3 separate regions of the Mus musculus genome follow, and regions 1 and 2 are each linked to region 3. Evidence: chromatin loops called from intact Hi-C (ENCODE). Cell type or tissue: gastrocnemius. All regions are shown on one strand. Each heading gives the region's core, and the rest is flanking DNA. Links, peaks and the distances in the headings are about the cores only.

Region 1 (10,122 bases), core at 1,008-9,007, 100 kb after region 3:
TAGATCAGTTCTGGGGATTTGAACCTGGGTCTGCAGGCTTGTGCAACAAGCCTTCTTATACACTGTGACATTTCTCTGATTAGTTTTCTTTGTATGACTGTGACCACCATACTTGAGGGAGGAAGGACCGGCTGACTTTGCTGTTTCAGAGATGTGACCACCTGGCCCTTTGTGCTTGGGCAGGATATCAGTGTGGGGAGGTGGCACTGTTCAGGTCATAGTAGGCGGGGGGGGGGGGGGGCGGGGAGAAAAGATGGAAGGGACTAGGGACAGATATAACCCTCAAAGGCACATCCCCAGTGACCTTCCTTTAACTACGTCTCGGACCCTCAGGTTTTCAGAACCCCCTTAAATAGCACCATGGCTGGGAATGAGGTATTCAGCATGGACGCCTGCAGGGGACCTCTCATATCCAAGCCACCCCCCCTCCCCCACATCCCTGCCTCCATGCTGAGTCTGACAGGCATGCTTGAAGCCTCTAGGACCGTGCAATGTGAGGGACTCAACCCCGTCTTAGCAACTACAGCAAAAGCAGGTGTTGGGAGGGAGTGAGGAGAAAAGAGAAAAACAGAATGCTTGAAAGTCCCTTGAAATACTCAGAAGGGAGAGCCTGGAACTTAGCCTGGGGAGGCTCATTTCTGCCATTTGACCTCCAGAGTTATAGGATACAGTTGCAACCTTTTAGGCTACCATGTTTGAGGTAATTTGTTACAGTAACCAGTGAAAGATGACAGGAGACGTCTCTGTGTGGCCAGGGGAAGTTTTGCCAGGAGATGAAACCAGGGAAACAAACAAGGCAAAATTTTGAGACAAAAGGACCCTGGGCAGAGGAAACACTAAAGTACAAAGGTCCCCAAGGCCAGGAGGCACTTGACCCTCTCAGTGTCGGTGGCCAAGTCCCTTGGTCAACATGAGACTGCTGACCTTCGTCCCAGTGGACTCTCCATCAGCCATCTTCCTGGGTTTCCTTTTGTGCCAAGGGCTCTTTCAGCTCAGAGAACTGTGTGTATCTCCAGGCAGGTCTGCTGTCATTTCTTTGAGAGCCTTCTATGTCCCCTGCTGTTCCCAGCTCCTGCCTGGCTTGTCCTGTGGTACCACTTGCTGATACACCTGTGGCCTCTGCTGGGCAGCTGCCCAGGGTGAAACCTGGCTCTCCTCCACCTCTGTCTCATCACTGCCTGAGGCACAAGAGGCAAAATATTTGTTAACAGAGCGCTGCCTCTGCCAGAAGTGTGGGCCTATTCACCTTACTTTGGACTATGACCGGGCTAAGGATGCCAAGGGCTCTGGCTGCCTGGACAGGAGGTGGAAGGTGCTGGGGAGAAAGCAGCTCGCAGGAGACTTCCAGCCCACCCTCCCCCATCCTCACCATCCTAGCTACATGATGAGATTGGTACCTCTTGTTGGCATTCAGCAGGCCTGAGCATGCTGAGAACTGGCAGGATTAGGAGGCACTGGGCCCACTTTCCCCTGTCCTCCTTCCTACTGTTCCCTGGAGACTGTAATCCTGTGGACGACCCCAGACCTCTGGGTCCCCAACGAGCCTGGGCCCCATCCTCAACCAGGGACATCTGAGCAAGGGCTGAACCTTGTACTATTTTGTTCTTTCCTTTCCCAAGCAGAGCAGGGGTGGATGCCTCTGACCTCTGAGCTGGCCTGGGCCTGTACACCCTACACCTCACTCACCAGGGTCAGGCTGAGCTTGGATACAGAGAGATCTCTGATGAAGACCACAGCTTAGTAGACCAGGGTTGGGATGGGGGTGAGGGGCTTAGATGTGTGTGTGCATTTGAGCTGATTAAAAGACAAATCAGAGAAGGTTTGAAAAGGAGGAAGGGGTGGGCAAGGAGAGATGGAGGGAGGAAGAAGGACGGAGGGAGGGAAGGAAGGAGGGTGTCTTCATTCCCTTCTGTTCCTGTTCGCCATTTTTCTGGCTGCTCCGTTCCCTCACGTGTGTTCCTCTCTATCCTCCATCTTCAGCCTGCACTTGGCTTTGCTGCTCACTTTTCTGTGGTTCCTGCTACCTGGTTTTGGCACACGGCTGGTGTCCTGTGTGGGGACCAGAAAAGTTATGCTCTTGCCTGTCTCATGGCTCTCTGGTACCTGCTGTTCTGAGCTCCTGCCTCTCCCAGTCTTCTTGGTCTCCCTGTCAGCCAGTCCTGGCCCCTTTGAGAGCCTTGCAGGTGCCAGCCCTGGGATCTGAGAGCAGGTGGGATTGGAGGGTGTTTGGTGCCCCTTGAGACTGTGTGAGGACACAGTATTCAGAGACTTGCACCTGAGCCTATTTAAAGTCAAGGTGTGGTCTAGTAACAAGGGGACAGTCAGTGCAGGAGAAAGTCCCTTCCTGGAAGTTGAGGAGCCAGTGTCATGGGTCTCGGGATTCAAGCACCCAAGCTTCTTGCTCTGAGTGTCCTCATATTCTCTGCATCCTTAACCCTGGTGTAATAGGGCAGACTCATGGAGTCTGCTGCATGCTGAGTTCAGCAGCTGCCCTGAGAGCCAACGACTCCCAGTACCCTGGTGTGCGTGCGTGTGTGTGTGTGTGTGTGTGTGTGTGTGTGTGTATGCATGTATACATACATACAGTAATACATCTATATTGTCACAACTGCATCCAATGGCACCATTATCTCATTTTTGCAGATCAGAGTCTGACAGTCCCTGGTGACAGTCAAGGTATTGTTCACCTGGTTTCTTGCTGCCATTAACTTGTAGGGGCCTCTTGCATTCCCTAGCCTGTGGCCCCTTCCTCACCTGCACAGTCAGGGGCATTTCCTCTTCCATCCTCACCTCTGTTTTTGTCAGTGTCCTGCTTCTCTTTGCCTTCCTGTGGACAGTGAGCCTCTTGTCACGGAGCTGGTCGGAGATGGTGCTAGTGAAGTTGGGGCTGTTATTTTAAGCGATTCTAGGAGAGGCGGTGAACTCTCTAGAGACTTGTAAAAATAGCATCCTTTCTGGTTTGCAGAGAGGTACATGTCCACTGTCTACGGATGGTATCAAAAACACAGAGGAGAAATCAAATCATCTCCCTGCACCTGCCTCGTGTGACTCAGTTCCCACGGATGGATTGTTTTTTCTGGGTTTTTCTGATTAGGTGCTGAGCTCAGACTGGAGCTGGGGGGGGGGGCCTGGGGGGGCTGACACTCAGTGACCACGCTGGCTCCTCAACTCTACCCCCTAGGCCCTGAACGCCTTTGGGAGCCGTTCCCAGGCCTGCAGTGATGTGGAACACAGTCATGGGTAGAAATCACACCATGACTGGTAACAGGAGCCTGGCAGGCACCCTATGCGCTCTCTCCTTGCTTTTAGGACATCTGTATAATATACCTTTAATGTCACTTTCCCCTCTTTGTGCCCCCACCTCTCCTGTGCCCAGTGCTGGCTCACGGTGCCCTGTGCTATGAGAGTGCCCCCCTGTGGTGGCTTCTCTGCTCTTGGCAGCTTGGTTTGTCCCTCTGGTCCCTCCAGCTCTGGTCAGGTCTTTGTATCTTCTCTCTCATCCCCACTTCTAACGACATCATCCTGGGACATGCGCCTACCTGGAGAGACACTGGGTCACAGGAGACAGGAATTGAATTCTGGGACTCTGAACCATGACTGGATTGTTTTTTGTTTTTTGTTTTTTTTTTCTGAGGGTGCTACTTTGCAAGAGGCAGGTGCAGCCTCCCCGTGAGTGGGTCCCTTTGGTGGCTTTCTGCTAAAGAAGCATTTGTTCCTGCAAATAAGGAGCCTCCAGGGAGAGGAGGCAGCTGCTGTGGCCAGGGACATTTCCATGGAACATGCTGCTGTTTGGGTTTCATTTCCTTTCTGATGCAGGCTGTGGCTATCAAGGTGCCTTCTTATTAGTGGTAATAAGGCAGGAGCCTTCTATGTGCAGAACTGGGTGGGTGGAAGAGTCTGGAAGGAGCCACTGGCAGGCTTGTGAGGCATCTGGCACCCAGGAGCTGACAGGTGGTTTCCTTCATGGGGGCCAAGCCCCAGATGGACAGGAAGCACCCACTTGTGCTTAGCCCAGAGTGGGTGTTGTTACTAGGGACCAGAGATGATCACAGCCCCCTGTGGTCCACTCTAGCTAGCCAACACTTTTTCCTCCCAAGATGCTTTCTTTTACTGTAGTTCTTGAGAAGAAATGGAGGGTCTGATACTATCTGGTGGAAGCCAGGCGAGTGTGGGAAGCGTTCATGGTGATGGTGACTGTCTTGATCTCCATGAGAGATCGGGCACATTTTCACAGGGTGTCTGCTTTGGCATCAGAACCCCCTGTTCCGAAAGTTCCTGCTTTTTCTGCACCCTTAATTCCACAATAGAACCAGATGCACGGTGCGTCTGCTACACGCTAAAGCCAAGGGCGGGAGGATGGCAAGCGCTTAGAATGTCAGCTGCCCTGACAGTCGGAGCCTCCGTGCCATGAGGTGCTGGGCAGGATACCTCTGGCTGCTGGGATAGATTGTCACGGCCCTCTTATCTTTCAGCTCTGCAGGCCAGAGTCTGTCACAGTCACGGGTGGCATTCGAGGCACTGGCCAGCCTGTACATTGCTATCTCTAGCCTGCAGAGGCCACACTCATTCCTACTGCGTGGAAGTTAGCAAAGCTCAGTGCCTAGAGGTGATTGGCTGCACATGGCTGGCTGGGGGGGAGGAGCCAGGTTTACATGCAAGCAGGGGTTTCGACTGTATGGTTGAAAGTGGGAAAATAGATATTGAATGGTCTTGGGTTGGGGACCATCTGCAAGTTAAGTGTGTGTGTGGGGGGGGGGGATCACTTCTGACTCTGCTGGCTCTAGATCCAGTGGCCTCTTCCTCTGGGTCAGGCTTTTTGCCTCATCCCTGTGGCTCTTGTGCTAGGAGCAACACTCTGTCAGGTCTGCTCTGTGCTTTGCAGCTGGACAGTAGTGTGCTGGCCTCTGAAACCTAGATGCCAATAGCTTCTGTCCTCCCATTGTAAAACATGCAATGTCTCCAGCAACCGATAGATGTCCTGTCTGTGTGTGTGTTTGTGTATGTCTATGTGTGTGTGTGTGTGTCTTTGTATGTGTGTGTCTGTGAGTGTGTCTCTGTGTGTGTTTGTGTATGTCTGTTTGTGTGTGTGTCTCTGTGTGTCTCTGTGTGTGTGTGTCTTTGTGTGTGTGTGTGACACAGGAGTCTTCGAGGCTGGAGCATCATTGCAATCTCTTCTTTCCCTCTCCCTCCTCCCCTCCCTCTCTGCTGATGTCCCTGATCACTGGCTGCTGTCCCTGGTACAGTCTGTGCCTCCCACATATTTCTCCCTCTGCCTGGTGGCCTCTCTGTCCCAGACTCATCAGCTTTGCTTGTGAGGGTGGATCCTTGCCAGCACTGCTGCCTGAGTCCTCACTGAGCTCAGTAAATTTTTATTGAAAGGCTGAGGGACTGTTGCATAGAGCCCCAGAAGACACACACTAGACCAAAGGAGGTCTCCTTCCCACATGGGGTTTCCAGAATAAAAGATACAGGAGGGGGCCAGCATTCTGACATTCAGGGGGTGCTTCCCTCCCACCTATGGCCAGGCAAGGGGTGGGATATAGGGGCAGATGCTCAGGAACCTGACAGGACATGACATGTGGCAGTGTGTTTGTTGCTTGACCACAGGATGACATGCCAGCTCATCACAGGCCAGGAGCCACCATGTCTTGGCAGAATGGGCACACATGTTAATTCACTTGAGGATTGGGGGTACCATGCAGCCCGTGGGAGCCTGGAAGGTGTCGGTATAGTGTGGGGCACAGTATATTGTGCTGGACAAGGAAAGAGGAAGGTGTGGTATTGTAAAGTACATTAGTGGAGGGGAAAAAAATCAGGATTTGAGGACTTAGGGGTGCAGCGAGGGTTGCTCCAAGAGAGGGGGACAGACAGGAATCACAAGTTACCATAGTGGACTCTGTCTCAAAATAAAAAACAAATCCCACAAGTGTTCATAGCAGAGTCACAGCCCCAAATGTCCATCAACAATCCCAAGCCCATCACAGAAATTGTAGGTCATGCCAGACCTATAAACTGTGGTATGTCCATATTATGGAATATTACTCAGCAATCGAAAAGGATAAAACTCTGATAGATGCTACTATCTGCATGCTGTGGAATATTATAAACAGCAATGAAGTGCCGATGGGTGTTGCAACATTATAGGAAGTGAAGAGCTATTTGTAACTGATCCCTGCAGAGAAAGGGAAGTCAATTTTCTTCGCTGGAGTCTCACTGAGCGCAGCTCCAGGGCACTGGAGTCTCACTGTGCGCACGCTCTCCAGGCCAGGCCCCAGGCCAAGGAGCAGCTGGTCAACAATAACAACAAAAATGGACTCTGTGGTGTTTTATTTGTTTTTATATTAGTTTTGTTTGTTTTTTATTTTCTTTTCTTTTTTCTTCTTGGAGAGGGAGAATGAGAGAGAGAGAGAGAGAGAGATAGAGAGAGAGAGAGAAGACATGAAGTTGGATGGGGAGAGAGCTAGGGAGGTTTTGGGAGAAGTTGGAGGAGGGGGAATATAATCCAGTTTAAAGAAAGGAGGGAAGCAAGCAATCGGAGAACCCAACGTGGTTCCTGAATGGCCAGCAGTGTCTGCAGTGGTGGCCTATGACAGGTCCAGTCTCTGTGAGGAAGATCGCTGGAATTCCCAGAGGCCTGTGTGGGACGGGAGGCAGGGGTGGGCTGTTGCTATGGAGAACTCTGATGACACTCAGTCTATAGCTCTTTAAAGCAGCGTGTTCTTCTCAAAGCTGGAGAATATCACTGGGATGCACGCACACGCACACGCACACGCACAGGCTCAGGCACACGCACACGCACATATACCCCTACCCCGCCTTCAAGCTGGCTGAAGGTAAATGTTAAACAGAGCTCTGTCTGGGCATGAGGAGAGTGGCTTGCTGCATCTCATTTCAGCCAGCCGCAGGAATATGATTCATCAGGAAGCAAAAATGAGAAATTGATCTAGTAGGGGCAATAGCAAGTCATTACCCACAGAAAACGTGACACATAGACAGGGCTTTCTTCTCTCCTTCTCAGGCTCCCGAGTGCCAGGGGTCACACCTATTCCGAGGAGTCCAGATCAGCTGCAGAAGCAGCTATCACTCTGTGTGTGTGTGTGTGTGTGTGTGTGTGTGTGTGTGTGTGTGTGTGCGACAGATCCAAACTCTGCAGGGGAGGGTCTGCAGGCTGATTAGACGAAGCCCACCCACACTGCCAGTTTCTATGTTCATCTCATTCGAAAAATGCCTTCGTCGAAACATCTAGAATAATGGCCAAATCTTTGTCTCCTGTGGGCTTGCTTGTCAGGTTGACCGGTGACGTTGACTGCCGTGGTAGCTGTCCAGAGAGGTGTGGGAATGGGGATGTTGAGTGTTAACTGTGTCACCCGTGTCTTGTAGAGATGGAGGCCTGACCTCTGTGTCTGCGGGTGACATGGCCCCTGTGCACTGAGGTTGTTCTGAGACTCCCCAGCTTTTCGTTCAGGCTATCTTAAGGGGCTGGTCTTAAGGCAGGCCACTGAATGGATAAGCAAGGCTGGAGTGAGAACTTACTGATGTGTGGTGACCCCGAGAACCAGTGATTAGCGAGTGTCTCCTAAAACCCTTTGCCTGCCCTCCTCTCAGTGCTTCCTCTTTTAAGGCTCACAGCACCCCTCCTCCACCCCAGGCTGGTGCTGCTACTGCTTTTGTTTGGCTGAAAACTGAGGCACAGCTCAGAGGATATACTTCAGGTGTCCTGACTCCTCCTCCAGCAGCTCTGGGCTCCGCCCAGCTCACCTCAAACTTTTACCATCTAACAAGTCCATTCTAAGTTTGTTCATAGTGCAAGTTCCACAAGGACCTTTGTCCCCAAATCCCCAAAAGCAGGTTGAAGTCAGGGGCGAATAGATACCTCCCTCTCCTCCCAGCCTCTTCCTTGAGTGGGTATGGCTACTTGGCCTCTCCCTTCTGGTCACATAGGCCAGGCTCCAGTAGGCCATATGACCACTAGGCAGCAGGATAGGGCCCTGCAGGAAGAGCCCTGGGGTACCTGTCAACTCCATGCCATAGACTCCAGCTAGACTCTAAGGGGAATTTTTTGGAATCCCAGAAGGACACACTGAATATTCTAGTTTCTTTTGGTTGCTATAACAAAGTATCCTGACACCAGGTGGTGGTGGCACACACCTTTAATCCCAGCATTTCGGTGGCAGAGGTAGGCGGATTTCTGAGTTTGAGGCCAGCCTGGTCTACAAAGTGAGTTCCAGGACAGCCAGGGCCATACAGAGAAACCCTGTTTCAAAAAAGCCAAAACCAAAACAAACCAAAACAAAGTATCCTGACAGAAACAACATATTTTTTTAACTCCATAGTTCCAGATGGGGACATGGAAGAGCTTAAAACAGCTGGTCACATTGTCTCCCCAGTCAGGAGAGAGCAAGGAATGCAGGCAGGCCAGGGCTCACCTCACTTCTCTGCACTTCTCCATCCTAGGATCTCTTTGCCTAGGGAATGGTGCCACCCACATCTGATGGGTCTTCCCACCTCGATTAATGAAATGGAGATGCGTCCTGCAGACATTCTCTGGGATTCTCCCAGGTGACTCTAACTTCTTTCGAGTTGACAGTTAACCCTGATCACCATGCCAGGTGATTTTAGATCCATTGCTTTAGATCCATTGCCTGTCCTGCTACTGCAGAAAAAGAGTAATCCCCACTTCACAGTGGGTACGATGTCATCTCTGAAGCCCTCAGTGCCGCCCCTGCATGCCACTCGCTCTGTGCAGATGAAGTGGCCTCTCCTTTCCTTAGGCATGCAGTAATAGATGCTGGAAAGACCACTCTGCTCATTCTAGCTGGTCTTCCAGCCCAGCTTTTGCTGTGTGGCACTCTAGTGGTTAGGATGGGTTTATTTGCTTGGCTTCTGTTTGGGAAGGTGGCTGGCTGCCTTTTGTGGAGCAGAGCAGCTGGGCAAAGGCGAAGTGGCCATAGCAGAGTAGTAGCTGGCCAGCCTCAGGGCATATACAGTCATATGAGGAAATAGTGGCTCCATGCCCACGGAACATAGCTCTGAGATGAGCTTTAATGCATTTGAACAGGTAGGGATCTGCACTTGCTCACACTGTGGGAGATGCTTGGAACATTCATGCTGATTTATAATGTTTGGGGGGATTTAAGAATGTGGACATGGATGTTAACCCTGTTCCAGGGGATGCTAGCCCAGCCCAGTTTCAGGGGATGCTAGCCCAGCTTCAGGAGTTGCTAGGCTAGCTCAGCTCCAGGGGTTGCTAGGCTAGCTCAGCTCCAGGGGTTGCTAGGCTAGCTCAGCTCCAGGGATTGCTAGCCTTGCCCAGATCCAGGGATTGCTAGGCTAGCCCAGCTCCAGGGATTGCTAGGCTAGCCCAGCTCCAGGTGTTGCTAGGCTAGCTCAGCTCCAGGGATTGCTAGGCTAGCTCAGCTCCAGGGATTGCTAGGCTAGCTCAGCTCCAGGGATTGCTAGCCTTGCCCAGCTCCAGGAGATGCTAGCCCAGTTCCAGAGGATCCTTGCCCAGCTCCAGGGTATGCTAGCCCAGCTGTAGCATTTGTTACCTGGCCTTTTGATGCCACCTGCTTGCAGGAAACCCCCCTCGCCCCTTCCCCTGCCAGATAAGATGCCTGGTGGAGATCCATTTTTTTTTAAAGATTTATTTATTATTATATGTAAGTACACTGTAGCTGTCTTCAGACACACCAGAAAAGGGAGTCAGATCTTGTTACAGATGGTTGTGAGCCACCATGTGGTTGCTGGGATTTGAACTCTGGACCTTCGGAAGAGCAGTCGGGTGCTCTTACCCACTGAGCCATCTCACCAGCCCCGAGATCCATTTTTGATGCACAGAGAACAGACAGTTAGAGGCTGCTGCTAATTTCCAGGTTCTTGCTATAGGAAGGAGTTGTGGGGTCCAGGGTCCTCTATAGTACACCAGGCCCTTGTGACAAGTGAATGAGCCAGACTCTTAACACAGCGTAGGACTTGTGAGATGACTCAGCAGGTAAGAGCACTGATTGCTCTTCCAAAGGTCCTGAGTTCAAATTCCAGCAACCACATGGTGGCTCACAACCACCCATAATGAGATCTGATACCCTTTTCTGGCGCATCTGAAGACAGCTACAGTGTACTTAT
Region 2 (10,122 bases), core at 1,036-9,035, 170 kb after region 3:
TGGGTCTCCGAGTGAGCACCTTGTGCATCCGTGGAGGGAGAGGCAAGCAAAGCCCGAGCCGTGGAGTTCAGCTGAGAACAGACAAGGAAGTGTCCATGTCCATGGGCATGAGGTGTGGTTGGCCATTCCCTACAGAGTCTGAACGCCAGTCACAGAACAGTCCTGGTTACCTCCCACCTCCTGCTTCCTTGTCTTGCTCAGGCACAGTGCGGCTAAAGATGCTGTAGTGTGGGTAGACCTAGTTAGCACAACAGAACTCTGCAGCCCCCATGTAAGCAGGCAGCATTGAGGCGAGTTCATTATGTGAGGGGGGTCCTGGAGCCTGCTGGCCCCGTGTAAACCGAGCTTCCACGAGCTTCCAAGAGCGCCCCACTGAAATCTCCTTGCTTGAGTAGCAATGGATAGGACTCTTCTCTGGGTACCTGTCTCCTAGATGATCATGATTAAGTTGGTCTTCCTACATAGCTGTCTACTGGCCTAGGCAGAGAGGCCTAGGAACCCACAGGACCCACGTACACCTCTGGCCTTGGCCTTCTGTCCTCCGTGGGGTTTATACTTTGCTTTATGCTCCTTCAAACTGAAGAGCTGTCCCACTACATTCCTCTCCATCACTCCACCTCAGCCTCTGGTAGAGAGGGCTGGTTGGGGGTGGGAGGGGAGAAATGGAGAAGGAGGGAAGACTCCATTACATCTCCTCCAAGCAGGTGTTTTGGATCACCCCCTCCTTTTTTTTTAAAAGATTTATTTATTTAATATATACAAGTACACTGTTACTCTCTTCAGACACACCCCAGAAGAGGGCATTGCATCTCATTACAGATGGTTGTTAGCTACCATGTGGTTGCTGGGAATTGAATTCAGGACCTCTGGAAGAGCAGTCAACCACTGAGCCATCTCTCCAGCACTCCCAGGGGTTATTTCTGCTGTATTCTTGTACCATAGCATGATTTGTTTGTTTTTTGTTTGTTTTTCTTCACAGAACAGTCATTCCTTTCCTTTAAGATTTTTGGTAGTTCTGGGGATTGAACCACAGCCTCATGCATGCTAGGAGGTGAGCTAGGTGAGCAGCCGGCACTACTTGCCAGCTCCCTTTTAGCTTTTGCTTTTGAGGGCGTGTCTCACTAAGTTGTCTAGGCTGACTTTGAACTGGCTCCATAGCCCAGGCCCGGGCAAGGCATGGAGTTGATTCCATCGTTTAGCCGGGCTCTGCCTTGGAGAGGGGCACTCGGTTCTTTGGGTAGATGAACGCATGGTTGACTGTGCTTGCCAGGGGGTCAGGGCTCACACCCATTCGAAAGTGCATATTGATACAATGTAACACAAACCCATCTATGAGGAAGTCTGCTGCAGCGAAGGGAACAGAGAGATTATTACCGCTTACCAGGAATGGGCTTTTGAGTTTGGAAGTATTACTTACACATAAGGGCAAGAACAGGGCTCCAGAGCTCCTAGCTCTGCACCGTGGGGGATCAAGTCACTCTGGAAGCTGCTGAGGCCCCAGGATCCCTTTTGACCCAGAGGTTACATTTTGCTTCATTCCTGTGCAGTGTTTGCGAGGTAACGTTCATTCCTGTGCAGTGTTTGCGAGGTAACGTAGCGAAACCTAGATTTGAGAGATACTGATGTTGCCTCACAGCACCTTTCTGAGAGTGTGTACTTAGGCCAAGCGCCAGGCTCCTGGGGGCCATGGAGGGGGCTTGCTTAGAGGAACTTGAGATGGCACAGGTGTCAAGGTACATGGCAGCCACGAAATACCTAGTTCTGCTAGGCAGCAACCAGGCCCTAAGGCCTTCTGAAGCAAGCGGGGTGACCCATTCTCCAGGGGAAGACAACTTCGGTTTCCACATAACATTGGCAGCTCCCAGCCAGGAGCCACAGTTGATGGCCTAAGATTCTCATGCCTCCACTTTGGGGGTGTCAGCTCTACGCAAAAGACAGAAGGGCATTCCATGTTAGACTCAAAAGATTTGGGCATAAAATCAGCCTCCTTGTGTATGAAAGGAAAAATGGTGGTATCCCTTAGGGCTGCTAGATTGGCAGAATGTAATGGCATAGCAAGGAACACCAGAGAGGAAGGCCAGCCTCCGGGCCTTGGGCTCGGCCCTGTCCTTAACACGCAGGGGACTGCAGGTGACTCCTGAAAACCTCAGGATGCTTGGATATAAAGGCCCCAATCCTGACCTAAACCCTTGGAAGTTTAGAAATACGTGACCTGCTTTCTGTTAAAAACTCTGATTTGTATTTTGGTATAGATGAGGGTCCAGTGTCTGTGGAAGGCACCAGGCCAAGGTGACTTTGGGTGACTATGTGATTTGTGCCCTGGGTGGTGCCCATTCACAACGTATCTTTGCTTTTCAGGAATAGTCACAGTGACTCCAGCATTTACATTCGGCGACACACTAATAGGTCTTTGGAATTGGTTAGTATGTGAACTTCTTCTTCCCTATGGCCCCTGCTAATCGGTACCTTCCCTTCCGTCCTCCCCTTCCCGGCCCTGAGCTTTGAGATTACTGACCTGCGCCAACCTTAACTTGGGGATAGAAGACAGACACACTTGGAATCTTGTTAAGCACAGTCCAGTTGGATGTCCAGTTGGAACAAGAAAGGATGTAAATAAAGCATTGATTCCAAAGCCCCAAGGCCTCTTTGTGAAACCAACCAACCAACCAACCAACCAACAAACAAACAAACAAAAAATCCAAGACATCTCCCTAACCCCGCACCCACATCTGGAAAGATCAAAGGCAGAGCAATCGTACCCAGCCACTCGAGGGTTCCCTTGTGACATCTGCAAGTGCTGAGAACTGCAGAGGCCCTCACTCCAGATCCAGGCTAGGTGGTTGGGTGGGTCTCTTCCCGATCACCCTTGGGGGGGGGGGAGGTCAGGGGAGGAGGCAGAGGTATCTACTGTTTAGCAATTTGATTTTTGAAACTAGATGTCTGCAGTATCGAGAAAAGCGTGGCGTGGTCAGCTTTGTAAGCTTAAAATCACCTTGTTTTCTGTTTCAGAGTTTTCATCTTTACTAATTGGGTTGCGGGGTTTTGTTTATAAATTTCACTGTAGGACCATTTTAGCTATGTTCAATTGAGGAACGCAGCTGATCTGGATGACAGGAGAAACAGAGTGTTAAACAGGTTGGTGGCTTCATTCCATAAGTTTATGGAATTTAAATATATTTATATATATATTTATAAATATATTTTATATATTTGTATATTATCTATTTTATGTATTTATATTTCTCTTTATAAATATCATATAATATAAATATAATATAAATATATTTCTATATATTTTAATATGTTATTAAATACATATATGTTTATTTTAATACATATTTATGTGTGTGCATGTATATATGTATATATCCTAACTCACAGGGGCCATTATTTTTCGGCTATGGCTTATTGACCATGCTGTTAATAATTTGGGAAAATACCAGAAAATAGCTATTCCAAATGAAGTAAAGTGAATGTAAGTGGATGAGGGAAAAGTTAGCAATCCCTGAATCCGGGCAGAGAGGCAGCGCACAGCTCAGTATGTGTCTTGGGCAGAAGGCGGTTGTCAGAGGTAGAGCTGTATGCATCCCCTCCCATAGGGCCTGACTCTCTGTCCCTTCTGTCCCACTGCAGGTACAATTCTCAGAAGCTCACTGAGCTGATTTTACAGTTCTACGGCATCAGAGCAGACATGAAGCGCGAGTACAAACATGCCAGGCTGTCTATGAAAGTATTCGTTACTGGTGGAGAACTAAATTGTCTAGTTGATAGTTCTCAAGTTACAGTAGTAAACTGGTGCTGAGACTCCCGAACCTTAGAGCCCCCGAAAGGAATCTTAGTTCTGACTAAGCCCTACCCTGTTAAAGGCACAGAAGTGCTTGATCCTATTGCCCCACCCCTGCGGATTTGCTCAGGTTTGGAAGGGTTATATGACCAGGCTCGGTCGTCTCTACCCAATGCCCTAGGATTTCCACTCTTATGTGTCCTAAAAACAAATACAAGCAGGATCCCCTGCTTCCTTCCCAAGCCTAAAATGGAAATGCTAATTTCAGTTTTCCGCCAAAGGGAGTTCGCAGCTAGGGAGAAAATGCTTTTAGCTTTGATCAGGTAGGGCATTGGCAAGAAAAACTTGACATGTTCAGGAGTGTTCCCTACCTCCAGCCACAGAGTTTATATTTTTTTCTATGCAAGCTAGGAAAATTGTACCCTGTGTCTGGTATTCAGCCATAAATCACTCCATTGCAGATGCCACAGCCCACCCATAGCCCCTGTGGGCTGTGACATGAAAATGGCCCTGTGCAGCTCATACTTCAGGCTTCTGTGTATCAGTTCCCCACCCACCCCTTCCTACCTTTCCTTGGGATGGTTGGTTTTTGCCACCACCTATTCCCTCCAGTTAGCACCCCGTTCATTACCTGCCAGGCAAAAGCAACCTGGCTCACTTGTTAAACCCCCCCTCCCACCACCTAAAAGAAAGGTAACTCTGACCCAAATCAAAGCTGACAGTGCTTCTGAAGGCAACCTGTCAAAGGCAAAACTTGGGGTGACTTGACTTGTTTGTCCCCAGTAGCTGCTTTGAAATTATCAGCCAAAGTCCCTTTAGTAACTGAGGCGTAGGTAGGTGAGAGCTGGCAGTCCTACCTCCTCCTGAACTGTCCCAGGAGACCTGGCTCAGCTCTATCATGAAGTAATTGTGTGGCCTTTGACAACTGCTGCCCAATGACTGTCACTGTGGTCATTTGTGAAATGGTTGGCATGGCTCCTTCTGTTAGGGAGTGGTGATGGAGCTCCCTCTCCTGGAACACACACACACAAATGGGGACCTCCCTGATGTATTATGGGAGCCTTTATCTGCGGATGGGTTGTGGGGTTGAGGTTCAGGATGGTCTTCCAATCATAGGGACCCCACCAATAACCATCCTGTCCCTTTCTTTCCTTCTGCAGGACTGGCACCAACTCCTCTGGAGAAGCTGTGCCCCTGGGGAACCAGAGCCCGCCCAACGACTCTCTGACGCAGTTTGTACAGCAGCCCGACGTGATATATTTCATTCTCTTCCTCTGGCTCCTCGTTTACTGCTTACTGCTCTTCCCACAGCTTGATGTCAGCCGGCTCTGAAACATGTGTCTGGAGAATAAAAAGACAGGACCCTGGCCAGGGCGGAGTCTTTCTACCGCATCTTACTGTCTGTTCAGGGTTGAGCCACCTGTGCAGAGATGGAAGACGGCAGAGGGAGCACAGGCCCCACACCCCCTGTTGCTGTCCGGTTCAGTCTTTGCTCACATGTCCTCTGATTCTCTAAGCCCCCCTCCCAGCCCCCCCCCCCCCCCGAGAGCATGCTTTCTTTCCAGACTGTGTGCTCCCAGCTCAGGTTTGAGGCTGGATCTGTGGACGCGATTCCTCCTTATGTGCCTTGTTTGGTCAGATGCGAGTCCTTACTAATGTGTACCCCAAACCTGGGTCTTAACATGTGCACATGCAGGTTCCTAAGGTCCTGGAGGAGCTTGAGTTACTTCCTTTTATCTCAGGGGAGGGCCTGCCCAACTCTGAGAAAGAGCGGAGTCTGTGGTAGGAAGAACGGTACCCTGTTTGCCTTCAAGTGTGAGTGTTTGAGCGATAACCTGCCCCAGCCTGGTCATCCATTGCTGGGGACTTAAACAGCACATACCTGCCCGTTCACTGGAAATTACACCCGGCCATTGGCAGACTCCAAAGAAGAGGGTGTTTCTGCCAGGTTTGTTGTGAGCTACAACCCATTCGTCTTTCACCTTGGTGTTCTTGGAGGGTTGCGTTTTTAATTCGCCTTTTTATTGATTGAATTGAGGTACGGCTCTAGTTTTAAAACCTGCCCATCAGTAGGACCTCCTATCAGATGAAAGCCAGTCTAGATTTGCATGCAAAGCAAGGCTCTGGCTGACTGGGGTAGCCCTGACTCTCCCTTCCTCTGCTGAGTCTTCTGTATGGAACCTGTCTTTTTTGAGGGGCTGCATGAGGTTGCCCCAGGGGGCTGGAAGTGGCCCAGCCAAAATAAGCTCCCACAAATGGTGGCGCTGGGAGGGTTTCTGCAGGTTTCTGGGCTCAGGAGGCATTCGTACCTTGGCACCAGCATCCTTTGCGGTCAACCAAACAGAGATCTTGCAAAGGCTTTCTGGAAAGGACCAGGGTATAGGCTGGGGCAGGCAGGTTGCAGGAAGAGAAAGGTTTCTTTTCTCACCCTCCTGTCTTCCTCGGCCCCTACCTACCCCAGTGTCCCCTGTCCACTTTGCGAAGGCTCAAGTCTGGCAAAGCTCCAGCTTCTTCTTGCCCTTGCTATCCCTCTCAAAAAGCACACACTAGCAGGGCGTGGTGACGCACGCCTTTAATCCCAGCACCCAGGAGGCAGAGACAGGCAGATTTCTGAGTTCGAGGCCAGCCTGGTCTATAAAGTGAGTTCCAGGACAGTCAGGGCTACACAGAGAAACCCTGTCTCGAACCCCCCCCCCAAAAAAAACACACTAGGCAGCCCTTATAAAACCACAAACCGTTAGTCCAGAATGGGCCTCAGGGAGCATCTCTGAACTCAGAGAGGCAGAACAGGCTGGCCAAGGTCACACAGCCTATCACAGACTGGTCACTAGCCCCCAGGCCACTTGGCCCCCGAGTCTGGAACTATTGCTTTTTCTTTGTAGAAAACGTCCAGCCAGGTACACAAATGTCCTCACTCAAACACAGCCGTCCTTTTTAGACCTTTTATTAACCTCCAAGCTTAGCCTGGGCTCCTTCTAGAATGTTCTTGACGGCTGTAAAGGCTTATGTGTTGGTTACTACTCTTGTTGCTGTGACAAAGCAACTGAGAAAACAACTTAAGAAGAAAGGAGAGGGTCTAGGGGCTCACAGCTCCAGGATGCGATCCATCATACAGCGGGCATCGTGGCAGCAGGAATGTGAGGGGGCTAGTCATGTTGTATCGGGAGGCAGAGGAAGGGGAAGGGGGGAAAGAGTGTGTGTTAGTTCAGGTTGGGACCCCCAGTCCAGGGGATGGTGCTGCCCACATTCAGGGCAAGCCTTGCCTCTTTCTGGAAAGACCCTCAGAGTCACTTCCAGAGGTGTGTTTCCATGGATACAATGGGAATGAGGCATCACATCTTGCATCTGACATGAACGCTGCTCTTCACCCAGGAGTCATTCTCCTTAAGCAAACCAACGACTCAGACAATTTACATAGCACATTGAGTCAGGACAGTTAAAAACTTGGCTTCTCAGCCATTTTGATTGGCGTCTGCCTCCCCCTCCCCCCAAAAAAGAATTGAAGCTTTCTAAGAGGAGAGAGGTTGGGGGCTTGGAACACTTCCAGGTTAAAGGCCCAAAGCTCCAAAGAAAGTGAACGACTTAATGAGCTCCCTGGTCCCATTGGAAGTTCAAAAGTACAGATGATAAAGGTTTTATGTGTGATGTTTTATGACCTCGCACACTGCAGGGTCCTTGCCCAGATGAGGTACCAAAGAGGAGCTGGCCCAGATGTGAATCGTTTATTTTATGGGTCTAGACCTTGGTCCGAAGTCTGCGCATACTGCTTCTCTCGCCTCCTGTGGCTTAGAACAGCCTTTAAAACTACTACAGGCAAGATGCCCAAGCATCATTCGGCTCAAACTGGCAGGAAGTTGCTAGTTGAAAGGGAAAAATAATCTCACTTGAGTGTAGGGGCATGTAGAAGAGACCACTTATGGAAAGCTGCTGGCAAGCTGTTGGTCACTCGACATCTTTTAAAAAATTTATTTTTAAAGAGTGAGTGAATGTGTGTGTGTGTGTGCGCGCGCGCGCGCATGAATGCAGGTACCCATGGAGGCCCTAAGAAGGCATCAGATCCCCTCTGTGGGTATGAAGAACTGAATCAGGGTCCAGTGCAAGAGCATCATGTGCGCTTAACTACTGAATCACGTCTCCAGCCTTGCTTAGTTAGCATCTATTAAATAAGAAAGTGCTGTAGGTTTGAAACAAGGGCAGCTGCCCCTGAGGCTCATTTGTGGTCATAGTCCCTTTTGTCTACCTTTCAGCTGTTTCTCCTACTATTCCCTTCTGTGTCCTCTCTTCCTCTTCCTTCTGTGTCCTCTCTTCCTCTTCCTTCTGTGTCCCCCCCCCCTCTGTCTGTTTTTCACCAACTTTTCGAGAAATGGAATGTGAGAAATAAAAAGCTTTAGTTTTGTTTTGTTTTGTTTTGTTTTGTTTTGTTCCATGACTTAACATGTCTGTCTCCTGCCCTACTGTGTGGCTGGGTGTAGCTCCGCAGGTGGCAACATAGCCCTTGCTGCTGCTTTCCAGTGGCAGACTTAAGATTCCGATGCCGTTTCTGCCCCATGCCTTTGTACAAGACAAGGACTCTCCCTTCCCTGGTTGACATCCCCAGTCTCCTTTCTCTTGGTGGCCTGACCTGAGTGTGTCCTGTCCTTTGCTGTGGCACCTATTCTGGGTCCTCATGGGAAACTCCTTAAATCCTCTTACAATTTCTTTCTTTCTGAGCCCCTGGCTGCCCCAGTATGGGGCCTCCCTGGCTTGTCTTCTAACGTTTTTTTGTCTCTTAAATCCCTCACCTCTGTCTGTATCTGCTTCTGAGGGGATTTGCTCCATCTTCTCTTTCCAAGAATGTTTTATTTTTAGCTTCTAAGACTTCTTCCTTGTTCTCTGAGTTTTGTTGTGTAGCCTCCTGTTCTTGGTTCAGGAGTGTGAGTCTTCTTTGTGGCTGACGCAGCTGTTTGGGGGGAGGGGGGACATTGTCTGCCCTCAGATGTGCCTTTGGGTCCTCTAAGGTCCATTTTTCTCGGTTGAGCTGGGTCGCTGTCTCTCACATTGTGCACAGATACCTGCATCTACTCATGTTTCAGGGCGATACACCCAGGAGCTGGCAGGATGTTCTGACAACCATCTGGTAAGGTTCTGTCCAGTGTCGCCCAGTGAGCTGGCTTAGCTCTGAGAGGCTGCCATGTCAGTAGTTAAATGTTTCTTCTGGGGCTTATTCCATTTCCTTACAGAGCTTCCTGCCACTCCTCTGCCTGGAAAAGAGGGATACACACAGGGCTGTTAGCCCATGTAGTACACTTGTGCAATACTAGTAGTGGTCCCCCTCTGGGCAGAAGCCACCCACCATCCATATTTGGTTTAGTTGGCAGAGGACAGCTGTTTTCTCTATCTCTGAGCAGACACAGCCCTCAGGTAAGACAAAGCATGGGTTTTAACCCCCACATGCTCCCTTGGCCAGGTGCCTTAGTGTCAAGCACAAACCATAGGATGGGACCCAGATACCCCTGAGTTCTGTGTTCTGGCCTTGAAGCAGGCAGTCTCAGGAATCACTGTGTAACCACTTGAAGCTGCTCCTGCCTTGCTTCTGTCCCTGGGCTGTGCCCTGCGAGTCCTCTATGAATAGGAGGCAAGACAGTCATCTGGCTGCAATGAGAGGGCAGGAGGCCCAAGAATCAGCGCTGTATCTCACCTTGCAGTCACCATCCCAACCCACAAGCTCATCTTGGGTGCCAAGCTGGGCAGCTCCTCATTGCTGCCCCCTGCAGGCACATGGTAGGGAGGACCCTTCCCTGCCTCTTTCTCAGTGGTCTTCTTCAGCTTTGAATGGGTGGTGCCTGTGGCCTTTGGCTTATCTTTTCCAGTCCGTGGCTCTGGAACTTTCTCTTCCTTTGCACTTCTTCCGACAGGGGAAGTAGGCAAGCACAGATGCTCTGTACCCCATCCTCTGTTTAGCTTTATTACTTTTCAGTTTCATTGTTTTGGGGGGGAGGGGTTGGAGGAGTGTGGTCTTACTAAATAGTCCAGGCTGGCCTTGAACTCTTGATCCTCTTTCCCCATCTTCCCAAGTACGAGGTTACCCCGGTGCTTGGCTTTTGTGTGCCATCTTGACCCATAAATGCCTTTGGGTTTTCTGGCTGGTGGGTTAGGTGGCTCGTGACCCCACTGACTTCACTGTGAACCTGTCTTGAATGAATCTGCTGAAGCTCTGAGACATGAAGGGCCCTGGGAGCATCGGGTGGCACAAGAACGCTGCGTTCACAGGTCACGGCTCAAGGTGTTCGCCTTTCTCCCTCCTTTCAAGTGTTTCCAGCTTCTCCCACAGAACACGTAGATCTCCCAAATCCTCGCCA
Region 3 (8,000 bases), core at 1-8,000:
GGCCTCGTCCATGTCTGGGGCTTCTGTGGGGCCTTTACTTGGTTTGTGGTGGTTTGGATTGAGCCCAGGGCTTCCGACACACTAGGCAAGTGCTCTGCCGTGGAGGCTGTGACTCCACCCCTTACTCTGTCCTTACTCGCTGCCCCTGTTTGGTAGTCCATTGCTGGCTTTAAATGTTCTCAGTGAATGGCTTATCCTACGGAGGGAGCCGCACATCACCAGCAAGTCCACCCACCCACTCCCCACCCTCTATTCCAGTCATATCAAATGACCTCCAGTCCATCCCACACGGGGGTGGGTTCTGAGTAGCTTAGCCAGGGTCCAAAGCTGGGATTGAAGCTTACGCTCCAACCTGTGGACCCCTGATCCCCACATCACAGCATCTGTCAGGACTCCCGGGAGGAGGAAATGTCACCCTAGGGGAAAGCCGTGGTCTTCTTAGACAGATAAAGCTTACGTGACTGAGCAACAATGCTGGCAGTCTCAAATGCCAGCAGTGTCATCTCTCAGTGATCATTATTTTATCATGGTGACCACTGTGACAAACCTTTTGTGATCCCAGTTTGTCAGTGTTGGGAGTAACAGCCTCACTGCCATTCTTCTGCCTGTTGGGAGTTCTCTGACATTCTGGATGCAAGGCTGGAAAGATGGCTCTGTAGTCGAGAACTTTTGTTGCTCTTGGAGAGGACCTGCGTTTCCTTCCCAGCATGCACATGGTGGCTCAGAACCATCCACAACTCCAGTTCTGTAGGTATCAGGCACACTCATGATGCACATAGATATAGGCAGGCAAATGCTCGTGCACACTCATGATGCACATAGATATAGGCAGGCAAATGCTCGTGCACATTCATGATGCACATAGATATAGGCAGGCAAATGCTCGTGCACACTCATGATGCACATAGATATAGGCAGGCAAATGCTCGTGCATATAAAATAAATACGTCTAGGGCCCATTTTTAAAAAGAATATTTTATGTGTATGAGTGTTTTATCTGCATGAATGTCTGTGCCCTTATGTGCTACATCTGTGCCTGGTGCCTTTGGAGACCAGAAGAGGACATCAGAGTCTTTGGAACTAAAGTTAAAAATAGTTATGAATCAATATTTGGGTGCTGAGTACTGAACTCAGGTTTTCTAAAAGAACAGCCATAATTTTTAACCATTGAGCCATCTCTCCATCCCTAAAAACCCTTTTTAAAAAACTTGCATGGATGAGAATCTCATATTACTGGCCCTGCCCACATCTCCCAGCATGCTTCATGGGGCCCTTGATTGGCATCCTTATCAGCCAGGTGGGGTTCTTGAGCCACTGGGCATCTGTGGCATGATGCCACCTTCTCTCTCAGGAGCTGGAGGCCCGAATCCCAGAAGGCCAGCACCTCTTTGAGAACCTGCTTCGTCTCAGGCCGGCAAGGGACCCCTCCAACGAGCTGGAAGATCTGCGCTACCGGTGGATGCTGTACAAGTCCAAGCTCAAGGACTCTGGCCACCTGCTGGTAGGTGCTGGGGCCAAAGGTTGGGGGTCCCAGGAGGCAACCATGTCTCGGGGAGACAGAATTGCATCTATGCATGTTCATTCCTGCGTGTCCATATTATCAGGCCACGGTGGCTGCTTAAAGGAGGAGAGGAACACTCTTGGCTCTCAGGTTCTTGTAATATTATTTATCCATCTTACCTCCCAGGGAGGCTGGAGTCTATGACTAAGGGCAGTGACTCCTGCTTAGTACATAAAGATGTCTTGCTCCCTCTGTGTTATAGTTTTACATCATTTCCCATTTGATCCTAGAACCACCTTCTGCTGGAATAGCTGCATCCCAGACTCCAGGGGGAATAGCTGAGTCCCACTCCTAACCCCAAGGCTAGAAGGGCCACATAGCCCTTCACTGGGGCGTGGTGTTGCCATGGGGATGCCATATGGAGCTGAATCCTGAGCCTCGGCTCCTCTCTTCCTGGCTAGCCCTTTTATCTCCTGGACCTCCTGTCCCTACGAAAACCATTGGTTAAGATAATGATAGCCTTTGTTAAAGACCATGACCTCCTAACTTGCCCGTGTAGGAGAGGGTCTGGTGACCAAAGCGAGACAAAGAAGTTAAGTGTCCTGGGTCCAGGAAGGAGCGGGTAGGGTGGCTCCCTGGACCCCACTTTTCAGCCACAGCTTGAGGCAAGCCAGGCTTTTTTGGCTCTGCAATTGCCAGGTTGGCCACTAGGTGTCAGCTCAGCCCAGGCCATATCGACCACATTCCGAGCCCTGGCCAAGGCCATCCAGACAGTGCCACCTGGACCTGAAGTGTGTTAAAAAGCTCATTAAATGGGATCCCCTGCTGGTGCAGGCTGTCCAGATGACCAGCAGTTTGAACAAAATACTCCCCTGACAGAATGAATATTCTGTTACGGGGGTTCTGCTGGGGTTTAAGTTTTACGCGCCTAGCTGACTTTTTTTTTTTTTAAACCCCATTTCTTCTCCTTTCCCTAAAATAACAGACCGAGAGTTCTCCGGGGGAGCTGACTGCATTCCAGAAGGTACGTGTCTGCCATCTGTTCCACACAGCTAGAGGGCAGAGAATGTGCAAGGCTTGGAGCCTGTGACTCTGGCGCAGGGTGTCTGGGTTTTCTAGAATGTTCCCGGAGAGCTGGAGATCACAGATGGAGAATCAGCTTTGGTCTGTAATGGGCTGGGCCCCCGAGGTGTGTGTTCTCAGGAAGCCCCAGGCTCAGGGAGGGATTGAAGTGTGTGTAGATGACTTAGCCTTGACGTGAGACTGAGAAGGACCCTGGATTTGTCATCCAGGCCTCGGGACACTCTGGAGAGAGACTGAATGCTGCACTGATTATACCTGTGACAGCAGATGTAAACCAGGACTGGCCCAGGAGCCTGGACTATCCCAGGCAAATAGATCTTGTGGCCTTTTTGGCCCCAGGGGACTCATTAGAAAGGGTGGTGGAGTCCTTTGCTCTGCCAGACAGGCTGTGCCCACTGCTGTCCACTGAAACACTTTGGCTCTTCCCGTACTGGTCACGGCGAAAGCGAGAACAGTGCCAGTTCCTGCCCTCTAGGTGGCACCCCTAAGGTGACACCAGGTGTCACACCAGATGACACAGCCTAGGATCTGGGTGTCAGGACTGGTGCTCAGTGGCCTCAGTTCTTTTTGCAGTGCTGTTTAAGGTGCTCCGGGTTTTAGAGAATGCACCCATGATCCTTAGACTCATGCATGGGCTTGGGCAGTAAGTCGTTGCTCTGCCTGTGGCAGAGGATGGCTGCCCGCTCACTTCCTGACCAACTAGCAATGAAGGGAGAGGGAGAGGCTGGGAGAAGGGGAGGGAAAGAGAGAGAAGGGGTGGGGAGGAAGGGGGAGAGGGGGAAATTGAGTACTGAGACCTGGGCATAAGCTTCAGCCAGCTAGGCTCCAACTCTCATAGTCTCTGTAACCTCCCCTAATAGGGACAGCCACCTAGGGGTCGAGCTGTCCAAACCACGATTCTGTGGGGACATCTGCAACTCAAGCCAGGACAGTCGTGGCTGGGCATCTCCATGCACTCTGCCACTCACAAGGAATAGCTTCCTTAACCCAGCTCTAAGCCCGTGGAGGGAACATCATGGAGACAAGATGTGCCCAGCAGCATGTGACTGCTAACTGGCATCAGCCTCAGCACCTAATGCTTTGCTGTCTCACAGGGTGCCTTGGAGGCCTCCCTGGGGCTCGGAGGGTCTCCCCAATCCTGTCCCTTGCTGTCCCCAGTGTTACCACTGTTTTCTTGCCAAACGTTGACCCTAATAACGTGAGTCCACAGCACAGTCTGGTTCAAAGGACCCGGCGTCACTTCAGATCCCTCGTGCCCCAGAGTCAGCATCCCTGGTGTGGACACCCTGGGTTCAATCCTGGCCTCTGGCAGCTTTGGGAGACCAAGGCTGAGCCCTGGGCCTTTCAGCTTTGTGGCCTTGGACAGATGACCCTGCCTTAGGTCTTCCCATGTCTTTCGTGATGTGTGAAATGGAAGCCCACACTGGCTTCATTTACTCTGTGGATTAATTTGAAGGCTTTTGTGAAGCCAGGAGGTGCTGAGGGAGGTGTGTTTCGCCGTAGTTCAGAATGATGTGAACTTTGTGGAGTGCAAAGGTGTCAGGAAAGGGCATGTGATCCCTACTGCCTGGCCTGGTGGCCCCTGGAGGAAATGGAAGTCCCAAGATCAGTGTTCAATCTGCCTGTGGTTGCTGCACTTTAAGCCCCTCCATGATTGAGAGTCCACATCCATGCACCCTAGGCCAGAGTTGATCAGGGGCAGCCAACCTTTAGTCACTGAGACGTAACATTATGTTCTACAAAGTTACAAAGAGCTGTTGCCGCTGTGGCCTCCTCCTCCTTCTTCTTCTTCCTCCTCCTCCTTCCTCCTCCTCCTCCTCCTTCTTCTTCCTCCTCCTCCTTCCTCCTCCTCCTTCCTCCTCTCCTCCTTCTCCTTCCTCTTCTCTTCCTCCTCCTCCTCCTCCTCCTCTTCCTCCTCCTCCTCTTCCTCTTCTTCTTCAAAAAAAACCCTCACAGTATTTTGTTTGTTTATAGTTTTGTGTTGGACCACATTCCTAGCTGTGACATGACACACGTACCCCTGTCAGAAAGATTCTAAGTGTTAGTTACATCTGGATCCCTGGTCTAGCCATGGTGCCTTCTAACCGCCTCTCCTTTCAGTCATTTCATTTATTTTGTCAATACGGAGTCATTGCTGATTCTGTGCGGAATGCTGTTTAAAGTGCTCAAATCCCACCAACCAACAAGAGAGTGATGTATGCCATCCTAGCGCCTGAGCACCTGGCTGCGTGCACAGTGCCAGGGACATCTATGTGGAACTGGGGTTGACAGTCTCTGGGTCAGGAGGCTCTGAAGAGCAGCAGCCACGAGGGTTCATAGCCCCAAGGTTCAACAATTAGTCCTGTTGAGCTACAGCCAGGAGATGATAGCCATTGTTCTGCTGAGTAGACAAACCAGAAGGTTCTTTCTGTGTGTCCACCCTGATTCAAACACATAGGCTTATAACAGTCTGGCTTCTGTGCTGGTTTCCTTCTAAGCCAGTGAGCCTCAGCCTCCTGTAACGAAGGAAGCCATTCACGGCAGCTCGGGACTCAGAGACGACCTAAGGGGTGGCTTGTGAGCCCAGACGGCTGCGTCCAACCCCTCTGAGGTCCTGATCCACTGCTCTGGATAGTTCATGAATCTGTGTTTCCAACATCCCCACGTATTGCTCACACTTCCAGTTCAGGGACCACACTTTGAGAACTGATGTTTATTATGCTCTGACTTCAAGTCCGGGCTCCGTCACTGGTGTGTGTGTGACATTTGGCAAATGACTCAACCATGATCTTCCCATGAAGGAAGTCCACGGAACTAAATCCAGGAAGAGTTTCCTTCTTGTTAACTGGCACATTGTCGGCTCTCAATTGTCCTGTATATGAGTGTATATGAGGGCCTCGCATGTCTGTAGTCACGCTCCCTACTTCTTCCAAGAGCAGAAAGAGCAGTGACAGAGGTCTTGTGTTAGTCAGCTTTCAGTTACTGTTACAGAATGCTTGAGGAAATCAGCTTACCAAGAGGGAAGGGCCCCCACCTCTTTTATCCTTATTGTTTACTTTTGTGTTTCACCTGCAGTAAGTCTGTGCACCACATGCATGCAGTACCTGTAGAGACCACAAGAGGGCACCCGACTCCCTGGAACTGGAGTTACAGTTGTGAGCTGCTGTGTGGGTACAGGAAATCAAACCTAGGTCCTCTGTAAGAGCAGACAGCGTTCTTTATAGGTGAACCATGTGCAGCCCCACTTCTTAAGGATTCTACTCCTCCAAGTAGCTAGCGAGGAGATCATTCCTTTAACTGACGAGTCTCTGTGGGACATTCAAAGCCGAAATTCATAGTCTGCCTATTGTTATTTATGTGGTTAGGTATATACAAGTGTGACAAAACTCCAAACACATGTGTACACATATGCACACACTTATGTTACGAATACTTGTGTACACATATACACACATGCATGCACATACACATGTGCACACACACAATTACGCACATGCTTATTTATGCACACATGCATGCACACACATATACACACATGCATTAACACACTTATGCACATGCATACTTGTACAGACATGCACACACAAACTTGTGCACACATACATGCACCCACATACACACACATGCACGTACCCACGCATATACAGAGGCCAGCCAGGTAGAACAGCAGTGGCTTCTGCAGAGGCTGTAATCTCACCAACTTGAAAACATTCTGTATATTCTTTTCCATCCACGGGGAAGAAAGACGCCCACTGTTGGGCTGATGATTTATGTGTGGTTGCTTCTCCACACTCCCTTACTCCGGCCAGCCCTCCAGTCATCTAACGCTCCAGCTACGTCAGCAGCTCTGGTCTGTTTGTTTGCATAAACAGAATAATTAAGATTTATTAAATTTGCACTGCCAACGCGTTAGCCAGCTTGGTGCCAGCAGATGCTTGCCTGCAGCCCTCAGACACGACACGTAAATGGTAGTTCTTTTTTTTTTTTTTTTTTTGGATGGCAGCTGGGACGGGGCTGGGACGCACCTCAGGCCTTTCTGTGGCCCGGAGTGGGGTGCCGCCCTCCCTGAAGACGGTCTTTTCGCTTGATGCCAGGTCTGACTGGTGCTGCTGTTTTCCAGGGCAAATCAGGGTGGTTTGCAGGGGCCAGGCACAGGTGCTTCCTGGGTACACCACACAGTGGGGCTCTTGGTACACTGGGCAGCGCACAGTGGGGCTCTTGGTATACAGACCTACCTAGGAATGGCATTAGGTTTTTGTGTGATTGTATTTCTAAGGTTTTTTTTTCCCTCTATTTTCACCTTACTGGAATTTAGATTTTTGTCCTAGTCTAGCTTTCCCAGGAAGTACTCACAATCACCCCCCCACCCCACCTCCACTCAGGGAGTACTCACGATTACCCTTCACCTCCACTCAGGGAGTACTCATGATTCCCCCCCACCCTTTACACTTAGGGAGTATTCACGATCCCCACCCCACCCCCCTACTCAGGGAGTACTCACAATCGCTTCCCCCACCAACTCAGGTGACCTTCACCTGAGAATCTTGGAAGTTGAAATCTCTGCTTCTGATTGGATTTCATTCTGGCTTTCTTTGGGCTACACATTTAGCCCACCTAGCTGGGGGAGTCTCTGCTTTTGGTTCGAATTATCAAGAAATAGCTTTTGGGGGGCTGGAGAGATGGCTCAGTGGTTAGGAGCACTGACTGCTCTTCCAGAGGTCCTGAGTTCAAATCCCAGCAACCACATGGTGGCTCACAACCATCTGTAATGAGATCTGATTCCCTCTTCTGCTGTGTCTGAAGACAGCTACAGCATACTTATAATAAATAAATAAATAAATCTTTAAAAAGGAAAGAAATAGCTTTTCCCCATTCCCTTCAACCAGATGTGGAGTGATCTAACCCTCTCTCTGTAAGGTCGCTGTCCTTGTTCCCTCTTCCCCACTGAAGACACAGCCTCTCCTTATGCATCTTTTTTCTCCTTCACTTCCTCTCTCTCACTCCATTCCCCCCCCCCCCTCCCACAGAGTCTCCCATAGCCGAGGCTATGTTTGTGAGGATGAACCAGGTTTCTAAGCCTGCCTCTCCCTCCTGAGTGCAGTGTGACAGGTGGACCCCATCATAGCCAGTTTCCCCAGTGTGGGCGATCAAACCCAGGGCTTCATGCGTGCTGGACAAGCACTCTACCTGCTGAGCGGTGCCATCCCCAGCTCCTCTGTGGAAGCTTTTCGGTCGAGTTTACTCTGGCCTTGGTGGCGACTGCTTTCTTTCTTGGTAGAAAGAGAACGGCTGCCTTTGGACAGGTACTTGGGTTGGGATATTGTGGTATCAGACCTAGGAGGCATTGGCTGGCTTCTCGTGGTAGAGGATAGCTCCCTAGCGGAGATTTAAATAACGAAAACAAACAAAACCAACAAAGAAAAACCTCCGACTGCCA

What was found. Peaks named below come from ENCODE experiments on the same cell type or tissue, not always from the same donor. Only the 100,000 strongest peaks of a DNase experiment are listed, where the experiment ranks them.
Region 1: a loop joins it to region 3, with 4 times the contacts of the local background. A loop is called at or near these places in 22 of 42 quality-filtered maps.
Region 2: a loop joins it to region 3, with 6 times the contacts of the local background. A loop is called at or near these places in 14 of 42 quality-filtered maps.

Annotation. Positions count from the first base shown.
Region 1 is chr12:104,832,479-104,842,600 of GRCm38, reverse strand. All of the region lies in intron 1 of Clmn (calmin), which reads left to right. Among named protein-coding and RNA genes, the nearest start is that of Clmn, 28 kb to the left of the region's middle. In gastrocnemius, for the core only: a CTCF peak has its summit at 3,420 (motif pointing left); DNase peaks (open chromatin) are centred at 3,391, 3,949, 4,437, 5,298 and 2 more places; H3K27ac peaks cover 346 bases.
Region 2 is chr12:104,766,786-104,776,907 of GRCm38, reverse strand. Clmn (calmin) reads left to right here. Exons shown (of 14, transcript NM_053155.2): 11 at 2,359-2,419; 12 at 3,065-3,135; 13 at 3,634-3,726; 14 at 4,945-10,122. The coding sequence ends at 5,116. Among named protein-coding and RNA genes, the nearest start is that of Dicer1, 20 kb to the right of the region's middle. In gastrocnemius, for the core only: a CTCF peak has its summit at 4,801 (motif pointing left); DNase peaks (open chromatin) are centred at 4,875, 5,164 and 6,258.
Region 3 is chr12:104,934,107-104,942,106 of GRCm38, reverse strand. It overlaps Syne3 (spectrin repeat containing, nuclear envelope family member 3), which reads left to right. Exons shown (of 19, transcript NM_001042699.2): 17 at 1,352-1,501; 18 at 2,487-2,525. Among named protein-coding and RNA genes, the nearest start is that of Syne3, 61 kb to the left of the region's middle. In gastrocnemius, for the core only: a CTCF peak has its summit at 5,680 (motif pointing right); DNase peaks (open chromatin) are centred at 3,465, 3,798, 3,816, 5,671 and 5 more places.